2 separate regions of the Homo sapiens genome follow, and region 2 is linked to region 1. A link is a loop called in an ENCODE intact Hi-C map of the cell type or tissue named here. Cell type or tissue: mammary epithelial cell. All regions are shown on one strand.

Region 1 (5,000 bases):
TTGATAAGTCTTTGTCTGGTTCTGGTTCTGTTGCCAAAGTGCCAGGGATTCTGTTTAGGTACTGCTGCTCACTGGACAGAAAACCAGTCAATGAGACAACAGTTATTGCCAGGGGAGAAGGCTTTAATTGGGTGCCTGCAGCTGAGGAGATGGGAGATCAGTCTCAAATCATCTCCATGGCCAACTAAAATTAGGGGTTTATATACAGGGAAGAAATGTAACCATGTGTGGGAAAACAAGCGTTAGGGAGGGGTGAGGAAAAGAAGTTGGTCAACAGGAAGTAGGTGGTCGGTTAGGCAATCATGATGGGTGGGGGATTTGAACTCTCATTGTCCAGGTGCAGTGATCTGGTAAGTTTCAGCTCCTTCATACTCTGGGAGGCCTGATGGGTGGTTTCCTGAGAAAGGAACTTGGATAAGACAAATGAAACTTTTTCAAGTGTTAAGACTGGGAGAATCAATTTCTATGTCTATTCAGAGAAATTTATCAGCTCTATGCAACAACTTGGTTGGTTTTAATGCATGATCTTTTTAATGTGTTGTTGGATTTGATTTGCTAGTACTTTATTGAGGATTTTTGCATTAATATTCATCAGTGATACTGGCCTGTAGATTTCTTTTTTTGATGTGTCTTTTGTCTGGTTTTGATGTCAGGGGATTACTCACCTTTGAGAATGAGTTTGGAAGAAATATTCCCTCCTATTTTTCAGAATAGTTTGAGAAGGATTGGTATTAGTTCTTCTTTAAATGTTAGGTAGAATCAGCTGTGAAGCTATTGGGTCCTAGGATTTTCTTTGCTGGGAAGCTTTTTATCACTTTGATCTCATTACTTATTATTTATCTGTTCAGGTTTTGGATTTCTTCATGGTTTGATCTTGGTAGGTTGTATGTGTCTAAGAATTTATCCATTTCATCTGAGTTTTCCAATTTATTGGGATGTAGTTGTTCATAGTAGACACTAATAATCCTTTGACTTTCTGGGGTATCAGTTCTTTTTTTTTTTTTTTTTTTTGAACAGAGTCTTGCTCTGTTGCCCAGGCTGGAGTGCAGTGGTGCAATCTCAGCTCATTGCAACCTCCGCCTCCCAGGTTTAAGCAATTCTGTGCGTCAGCCTCCCAAGTAGCTAGGATTACAGACACGTGCCATCATGCCCAGCTAATTTTTGTATTTTTAGTAGAGACGGGGTTTCACCATCTTGGCTAGGCTGGTCTTGAACTCCTGACCTCGTGATCCACCCACCTTGGCCTCCCAAAGTGCTGGGATTACAGGCATGAGCCACCGCACCCAGCTGGTATCAGTTCTAATGTCTCCTTTTACGTCTTTGATTTTGTTTATTTAGGTCTTTTGTCTTTTTTTCATAGTCTGGCTAAAGGTTTGTCAATTTTATTTGTCTTTTCAAAAAATCAACTTGTTGTTTTGTTGATTTTTTGTATTGTGTTGTTTCACTTTTATTTATTTCTGTTCTGATCTTTATTCTTTGCCTTTACTAATTTGGAGTTTTCTAGTTTTCTAGAAACTAGTTTTCTAGTTCTTTAGGATGCATTTTTAGGTTGTTTATTTGAAGTTTTTTTAGTTTGTTTTGTTTGTTTGTTTGTTTTAATGTAGGTGCCAGCCAGGCCCTTGTCCTTCCCTTCAGGGCAGCAAGTTCCCCCAGGCCCCGGGGTAGGTCTAGAGATGCTGTCTGGTCACTAGGGACTGGAGTCAGAAACCTTAGAAATCTGCCTACTTTTCTGCCTGGTATTCTGTTCTACTGTGGTTGAGCTAGCACTCAAACCATGGGACACAGTCCTTCCCACTCTTCCCTCGCCTCTTCCACAGGCAGAGGAGCCTCACCCCATGGCCACCACCACAGGCCCATGGGGATTACTGCCAGGCTACTGCTGATGTTCATTGAGGGCCCAAGGCCTTTCCAGTCAGTTTTTAGTGAATGCTGCCAGGCCCTGGGACTCACCCTTCAGGGCAGTGGGCTCCCCTCTGGCCCAGTGCAGATCCGGAAATGCTGTCCTAGAGCCAAGTCCTCTTACTGGGAGCCCCAAGAGCCTACTTGGTGCTCTACCCCACTGTGGCCAAGCTGGTACCTAAATTGCAAGATAAAGCCCCTTTTACTTCTCCCTCTGCTTTACTCAAGCACGAGAAGTCTTTCACCTTAGCCACCACAGCGGGGAAGGGGCTGGGTCTCACCTGAAGCCAACTCATCCTGTAGTCTAACCCAAGGTCCATGGCGTACTACCTGGGTATTGCTGCTGATTATTTAGGGCCCAAGGACTCATTAGTCAGCAGGTGATGAATCCTGCCAAGACTGGTTCCTTCTGTTCAAGGCAGCAGGTTCCTTTCTGCCCCAGGGTATACCTAGAAATCCATTAGCTGGGGCCTGGAATGGGGGTCTCATGACTGCCTGGTGTTCTTGTAGCAGGAAGAGCCGCAGACAAAACCCCTCAGACACCGAGTTAAAGAAGGAAGGGGTTTATTTGGCTGGGAGCATTGGCAAGACTCCTGTCTCAAGAGAGCTCCTGGAGTGAGCAATTCCTGTCCCTTTTAAGGGCTCACAACTCTAAGGGGGTCCACGTGAGAGGGTTGTGATTGATTGAGCAAGCAGGGGGTACGTGACTGGGGGTTGCATACACTGGTAATTAGAACGGAACAGAATAGGACAGGGATCTTCACAGTGCTTTTTTTATGCAAATAACCAATTAGGTCAGGGGTTGATCTTTAACTACCAGGCCCAGGGTGTGGTGCCGGGCTGTCTGCTTGTGGATTTCATTTCTGCCTTTTAGTTTTTACTTCTCTCTTTGGAGGCAGAAATTGGGCATAAGACAATATGAGGGGTGGTCTCCTCCCTTATTCTGTCTTACTGTGGCTGAAGCTGGTATCCAATATGCAAGATATAGTCCTCTTTTCCCTCTCCTCTCTTCAAGTGGAAAAAAGGGGTCTCTTTTGGAGCTGCAGACTGTGCTGCCTGGCGTTGGGAGAGGGATAGTGCAAGTACTCTTTTAGCCATCCTGGCTGGTGTCTCAGTAGGTCATGTACCCCACAAGTCCACTGGCTCTGAGCCCAGCTCAGCACCAGGACTTGCCAGGAGTTGCAGTCCTTGTGGCTTAGAGTGCCTTTCAAGTTCATTTAGAGCCTCAGAGCACTTAAGCACGCAGTGGTAAGGCTTGCCAGAACTCAAGTTCCCACTACGGGGATAGGCATTTAGGCGATTCCTCTGTGGCTAGCGCTGGTCTTAATGTTCCTTCTGTGAGTGGGCATTGGCCTCAGCCCGATTTACTTTCCCCTGTGACAGGACAGCACTGAATTCGGTGCAAAGTCTCACAATTGCTGTGCTTTTCTTTTCCCAAGCACACAGATTCTCTCTGCGGCCCATGGCCACTGCCAGGAGGTGGAGGAGGGGTGGCATCAGCAATTCAAGACTGTCTTTCCTACCCTCTTTGGTGCCTCTTTCGGTGGTCTGAAGTTAAAACCTGGTACTGATTTCTGGTTCTTATGAAGGTGCCGTTTTTGTGATAGTTGTTAAATTTGGTGTTCCTGCAGGGCTGATGATCAATAAAGCTGTCTATTCAGCTCTCTTGCTCCACCCCTCTCCCGCCCCATATTTTTTTTTTTTTCTGAGACGGAGTCTCGCTCTGTCACCCAGACTGGAGTGCAGTGGCGTGATGTTGGCTCACTGCAAGCTCTACCTCCTGCCATGCCATTCTCCCGCCTCAGCCTCCTGAGTAGCTGGGACTACAGGCACCTGTCACCACGCCCGGCTAATTTTGTTTTTGTATTTTTAGTAGACACAGGGTTTCTCCGTGTTAGCCAGGATGGTCTCAATCTCCCGACCTCGTGATCTGCCCGCCTCGGCCTCCCAAAATGCTGGGATTACAGGCGTGAGCCACCGCGCCCAGCCACAACCCAGACTTTTAAGAATACAATTCTATAAGTTTTTGAAAAGATTTCTACTAAATATTTTATTTTATATATACAAAAAGGAACTCAGAAGTAGATGTATTACTGTTATAAAACAACTTACCAATTTAATTATGAGATATTTATTTAGCATCTGCTATGAACCAAGTGCTGTATGACATACAGCATTTTGTTCACAATGGTGAACAAAATAGACAAGATCCAAAGCATTATGGGCCTTACATTTTAGTGGAGAAAGTAGACAATAAACAAACATTATGGTTTGAGGTGCTTATTACTTATTCACATGGAAGTATTAAGTAGACCATATGATATATTGCCTGCATCCCAGAGACAAACTGTAGATTAGTAATATAAGTTAAGGAAATATCGGAATACATATTGTATTCATAGCATTGGCTATGTATAAGAGCACTTTGCAAGAGATTTTGGAAGAAAGTAGAGTGCATGAGCTCTGAGGAACTCCATCAATTAAACAGTTGCAGGAGGAAGGATCTGTAGACAGATTGAGAAGTAGTTGCTGAGAGAAAATCTAGAATCCAGAGTGTTTAGAACGGAAGAAGTGAGTCACTTGTGTTGGATGCTATTAAGCAGTCATTTAGGATGAGAATGGGTTAAACTTCATATATAGAGATTGTTTGTGATTTTAGTATTTGTGTTTCAGTGGTTTCAGAAGGAAAGACGTTAGATGGGAATGAATTAAACAGTGAATGGAAGGAGGGAAGGGAGAGATGGGCGCATTACAGATAGTGGCTCATGTCTGTAATCCTAGCACTTTGGGAGACCAAGGCAGGAGGATTGCTCGAGCCCAGGGGTTCAAAACTAGCCTGCGCAACATAGCAAGACCTCATCTCTGCAGAAAATTTAAAAATTAGCCAGGTGTCACCATGCACCTGTAGTCCCAGCTACTCAGGAGGCAGAGGCTGCAGTGAGCCACGATCACACCATTGCACTCTAGCCTGGGTGACAGAGTGAGATCCTGTCTCTCTAGAAAAAAAAGAAGAAATAACAACTCTTGAGAAAAACAAGTACTACATAAACTGCTGCCTTACCTTCATGACTCTATCCAAACGAATACCTGAGATTTTTCTC
Region 2 (5,000 bases), 150 kb after region 1:
ATGTGAAGCTAATGAGCATGGGGCACCTCTGCAGGAGGACAGAAGTGTTCTAAGACTGGACTGTGTGTGTGATGGTCATACTTAGCAAAACTTAATGAATTATACACTTAAAATGTGTATAATTTTATGGTATGTAAAGTATCCTTCGGTAAAGCTTAAAAAAAATAAATGGGAGTTAGCAGCTGCAACAATTTTCAAAAGCATCAACTGTGATTTTTCACAGCTAGCTATTCATTTGTGCTTGTCCACAGACATTTCACAAACCTCTAGGGCAGACCTCGGCCATTCCATGAGAAAACTGAGCCCCAACCACCTGGCACTCCTGGTATGCAATGACTTAACTGTCCACAGCATCCAGACGGCTCAGTGATGCCCCCATCCTTGTTGCTGATGGAAACCCACTTGAGAAACACTGCAAGCCATACAAAAAATTAGATCCCATCAAGTCTAAAGACTTCATGAAAAATAATTTCAGAGGTTTTGAAACCACTTGATATATTTTTATTATAATTTTACATGTTTAAAGTCAGGCCAGTCACGGTGGCTCACACCTATAATCCCAGCACTTTGGGAGGCCGAGGCGGGTGGATCACCTGAGGTCAGGAGCTCGAGACCAGCCTGGCCAACATGGCGAAACCCTGTTTCTACTAAAAATACAAAAATTAGCCGGGCGTGATGGCCCACACCTGTAGTCCCAGCTACTCAGGAGGCTGAGGCACGAGAATCACTTGAACCCAGGAGGGGGAGGTTACAGTGAGCCAAGATCGCGCCATTGCACTCCAACCTGGGTGACCCAGCGAGCCTATGTCTCAAAAAAAAAAAAAAAAAAAAAAAAACCCAGCCTGGGTGACAGAATGAGACTCTGTCTCGAAAAAAATAAATAAAAAGAGTCAAAGGATGACAATTTCCTTCCACGCAGTACTTTTTTTCCCCCCAAAATAAAATATTTAATGCTTAAGTGAGGTCAGATAATTAAAAAATCTTTGTTGCTGTAAATAAACATTAAAGAATAATTTCAGTGTGTCACAGATCACTGACTTAAGGAAAAGATACCACTTAGGTTAGGAGGGCACTTTTTTCTTCTTTTTATTTGCACAATTCTATGGAGTATATGTGCAATTTCGTTACATGCATAAATTTCGTAGTGGTCAAGTCAGGACTTCTAGGGTATGCATTACCCGGGAAGGTGTCTTGCACCCATTAAGCAATTCTCATTATCCTCCCTGCACCCACCCCCTCACCCTTCAGAGTCTCCATCATCTGACGTTCCACTCTCCACATCCATGTGAACACATTCTTAAGCACCCACTTAGGAGTGGGAACATGCGATACTTGTCTTTCTGGGCCTGGCTTCACTTAAGATAATGACCTCCACTTCCATCCGTGTGCCGGGGGAGCATTTTTAAACAGTTCGAGGTTTTCCACGCTAGCTTGGAGGCCTTCCATGCCTACAAGTGAGTTCAGAGCCAGGGCCCCCGAAATGCCTTCTGCCCCTTTAGCTTCCTCCAGAGCTCACAGCCCGCCGTGGGCCCTCCGTGAAACGCGCGGAAGGTTTATGACAATCTCAGCAAAGGCGCCAGCTTGCAGGCCTCTCCCCTGCCCTGCTCCCGACCCCAAGGAGAGCAGCGAGCGCCAGGCCCCCGGCCGCCCCCCCGGCTCCGGCCGCCCCCGCCCCGGCCGCCCCCGCTCCGGCTGCCCCCGCCCTGGCTGTCGACCACCAGCGGGGCCTCTGTGCCTGCAGCCAGGCCCCTGCGCACGCCGGGGGAGAGGCCGTACCCGGCGCAGAGCCTCGCCCAGACCGCGGTCCCGGGGAAGCGCGCGTGCCCTCTCCGGGACGCCGAAGTTGCGGTCTGGGAACGGCCGGCGCGGGGCGGGGATCTCCGCGAGGCCCGCTGTGAGGTCCGGCCTTTCCTGGACCGCTCCAGCCGGGCTCGGGAGCAGGAGCCGGCGTCTGGACGGCCCCACCGCGGCCCTCAGCCCGGCCTCACCCAAACACGTGCTCCGAGCTCCAGATCTTCATTGCCGCCGGCGCAGGGCGCGGGCTCTGCGATCCGGGCCGGGTGCTTCGGGCCGCGCGGCTCCGGGCGCGGCGTGGGCGGGGCCTCGATGGGCGGGGCGCCCTTGGATGCCGCCCACCCCGTCTGGTGGCTAGGCTGGCTGCAGCGGCTAAAAATAGCTCTGCGGGCGCGGCTGTGGCGCAGCCCCAGACCTGCGCTGCTACCCTGGGGTGCGCGATGCGCGCTTGCTGCAGATGCCGCGGGCGTAGGAGGCGACGCTCGTCCTTACTCCCACTGTCCAAATTCTCCCAAGGCCCTGTCCAGCTACGCCGGTTTGTACTGTCGGGGACGTGTGATGAAAAACAAACCTGCCAACCCTCAAAACTCCACTGCAGTTTGGGTCTTGAACAAACATTAAACCAGCATGTGAGGCCGGGCGCGGTGGCTCACGCCTGTAATCCCAGCACTTTGGGAGGCCGAGGCGGGCGGATCACGAGGTCAGGAGATCAAGACCATCCTGGCTAACACGGTGAAACCCCGTCTCTACTAAAAATACAAAAAATTAGCCGGGCGTGGTGGCGGGCGCCTGTAGTACCAGCTGCTCGGGAGGCTGAGGCAGGAGAATGGCGTGAACCCGGGAGGCGGAGCTTGCAGTGAGCCGAGATCCCGCCACTGCACTCCAGCCTGGGCAACAGAGCGAGACTCCGTCTCAAACAAAACAAAACAAAACAAAACAAAACAAAACAAAACCAGCATGTGATGTGCATCACAAGCAATCCGCCAAATAGGCTGCAAAGACAGAAATCTCAGCCTGTATCAAACAGCCGGGAGGATGCAACCTACCCCACGCATGCTCCCGAGGTAAACGAGACAGCCCTCCGGGGAGGGGACTCCACTACACCATTTGTCGCAGAGTTCATCCTAAATTCGCCTGATGATGGAGTGGCCATTGGTAAATGCAGTGGCCATTTGCGTTTGCTAATTGCCTTTATCCAAAGGAAAAATGAATTTTCATACCTTTATGACAGGAGGTAGGTTTACAATTTGAAGCCAGGTGCTCTCTGGTAGCTGGGCTCCTACCCTCCCACAAAACTGGGAGACGGGGATGACATTTCAAAGAGATGACTCCCAAGTCCTTGAGAAAATACATTCTTGAGTTATAAAACTGGGGGGAAATCTTATTTAGCTTTAAAAAAATGTACGTGTATCTCAAAAAGAATTTGTGATTACAACTTGGCAAATCCTCTAAGGAAAAAGAGTCTCCCTTTCGCATAAACTACTTTTTAGCTTTGCAAAGTACCCTGCACTGCCACAAACGAAGTTGAAGTGCACGGAAGTGAGATGCTTGTTCTAAGAAGAGGGTACTCTTCTCCAGGATGAGATAGGGCGAGAGGGCAGGGCCCTTGTCTGAGTCGGCTGAGTCTCAGCCTAGAGCAGCGCCTGGCGCCCCTGGGGCGTCCGTGGGCGTGGGGAGCGCATTTGTGCAGTGAGGCAGGGAAGTGGAAGAGCACACAGCATGACCCGAAAGACCTGGGCTACAGTCCTGGCTCCACCGTCCACTCACATTGACCTCTACCTCCTACAGCGTTAAGCTCAGGATGATCTTCCAAAGTTGGTGCTATTCTTCCCGTTTTACAAATGAGTTAACTGAAGTTCAAGCAGGTTTCAAAGCTCTCTACCCCATGATCACACGCTGAGGTGAGAACCCAGGTTACAAGATTCCCCCTCCCCACTGTGCTGCACTGATTCTAGATTATCACTGGGCCAGCTGTTGAACACTTCTTGTATGCCAAGCACTATTGAAAAAACATGAGGCAACACGCTTGTTCCAGGTCACATATCTAGGAGTTATCCCACCCAGAATTCAAAGCCACATCCTGATTTCAAAGTCCAGTCTTGCCATTTATTATCCTCTAGGAGTAGGAACAGATCTAGCTGTGGAACATTCATTCATCCAGTCCGTCTTGTTACCTGTCAAATGAGGATCATACTGCCCACCCCACTGGTGTGTGGTAAGGATTAGATGCATCCATGTGTGGACATTACGGTTTACTAGTATCTTTAGAACATCCGTTCCTTCTATCACTAGCTAAGGCTAGCCAGATAACTATCCCTTAGCATCTTTTTTTCTTTTTTCTTTTCTTTTCTTTTCTTTCTTTCTTTCTTTCTTTCTTTCTTTCTTTCTTTCTTTCTTTTTCTTTCTTTCTTTCTTCTTTCTTTCTTTTTCTTTTTCTTTCTCTCTTTTTCTTTCTTTCTCTTTCTTTCTTTCCTTCCTTCCTTCTCTCTCTCTCTTTCTTCCTCCCTCCCTCCCTCTCTTCCTTTTCTTTCCTTTCTTTCTTTCTTTCTTTTTCTTGTTCTTACTCTGTCACCCAAGCTGGAGTGCTCACTACAACCTCTGCCTTCCAGGCTCAAGCAATCTTCCCATATCAGCCTCCCAGGTAGCTGGAACTACAGTCACGCACCACCATCCTGGGTTAATTTTTGTATTTTTAGTAGAGACAAGGTTTCACCACGTTGGCCAGGCTGGTCTCAAATTCCTGGGCTCAAGTGATCCACACTCCTCAGCCTCCCAAAGTGCGGAGATTGCAGGCATGAGCCACCCGGTCCAGCCTCTTAGCCTTTTCTTTTCTAAAATATTCTAGAGAGGAGACACTGCAACCACCCTCATCAACGGATTCCAGGATCTCTGAAAACTTTGTCAGGAATCATTTCCTAGATAGATCCTAACCCCAAACCTGGATGCTTAACACCAGCATGATCACAATTATAGTATTGAGCACTGATGGAGCATTTGCCTTGGGCTGTGGAGTGACTCATTTAGTCATGGACAGATACTATTACCATCATCTTCATTTTACTGTCAAGGGGACTGAGGCACAGGAGGATCAAGTAACTTCTCCAAGAACACACAGCTAGGAAGTAACAGCTGCAATCAGAAACCAGGCATTCTGGCTGGAAGACCAGAGCTCTTACAATATGCCGAATTTGGTTCTGCCTACTAGA

The links. Peaks named below come from ENCODE experiments on the same cell type or tissue, not always from the same donor. Only the 100,000 strongest peaks of a DNase experiment are listed, where the experiment ranks them.
Region 2: it touches region 1 in a loop (2.6-fold over the local background); 4 of 110 quality-filtered maps call a loop at or near these places.

The regions. Positions count from the first base shown.
Region 1 is chr18:12,550,308-12,555,307 of GRCh38, reverse strand. All of the region lies in intron 2 of SPIRE1 (spire type actin nucleation factor 1), which reads left to right. Among named protein-coding and RNA genes, the nearest start is that of SPIRE1, 110 kb to the left of the region's middle. In mammary epithelial cell, a CTCF peak has its summit at 2,960; DNase peaks (open chromatin) are centred at 1,074, 2,257 and 3,077.
Region 2 is chr18:12,404,996-12,409,995 of GRCh38, reverse strand. PRELID3A (PRELI domain containing 3A) reads right to left here and starts at 2,067. Exons shown (of 7, transcript NM_001142405.2): 1 at 1,989-2,067. The coding sequence starts at 2,020. RefSeq lists enhancers at 1,240-1,489, 1,347-2,006, 2,007-2,668 and a silencer at 1,690-2,269. In mammary epithelial cell, no CTCF peak of the experiment used is centred here; a DNase peak (open chromatin) is centred at 2,075; H3K4me3 peaks cover 1,297 bases; H3K27ac peaks cover 1,121 bases.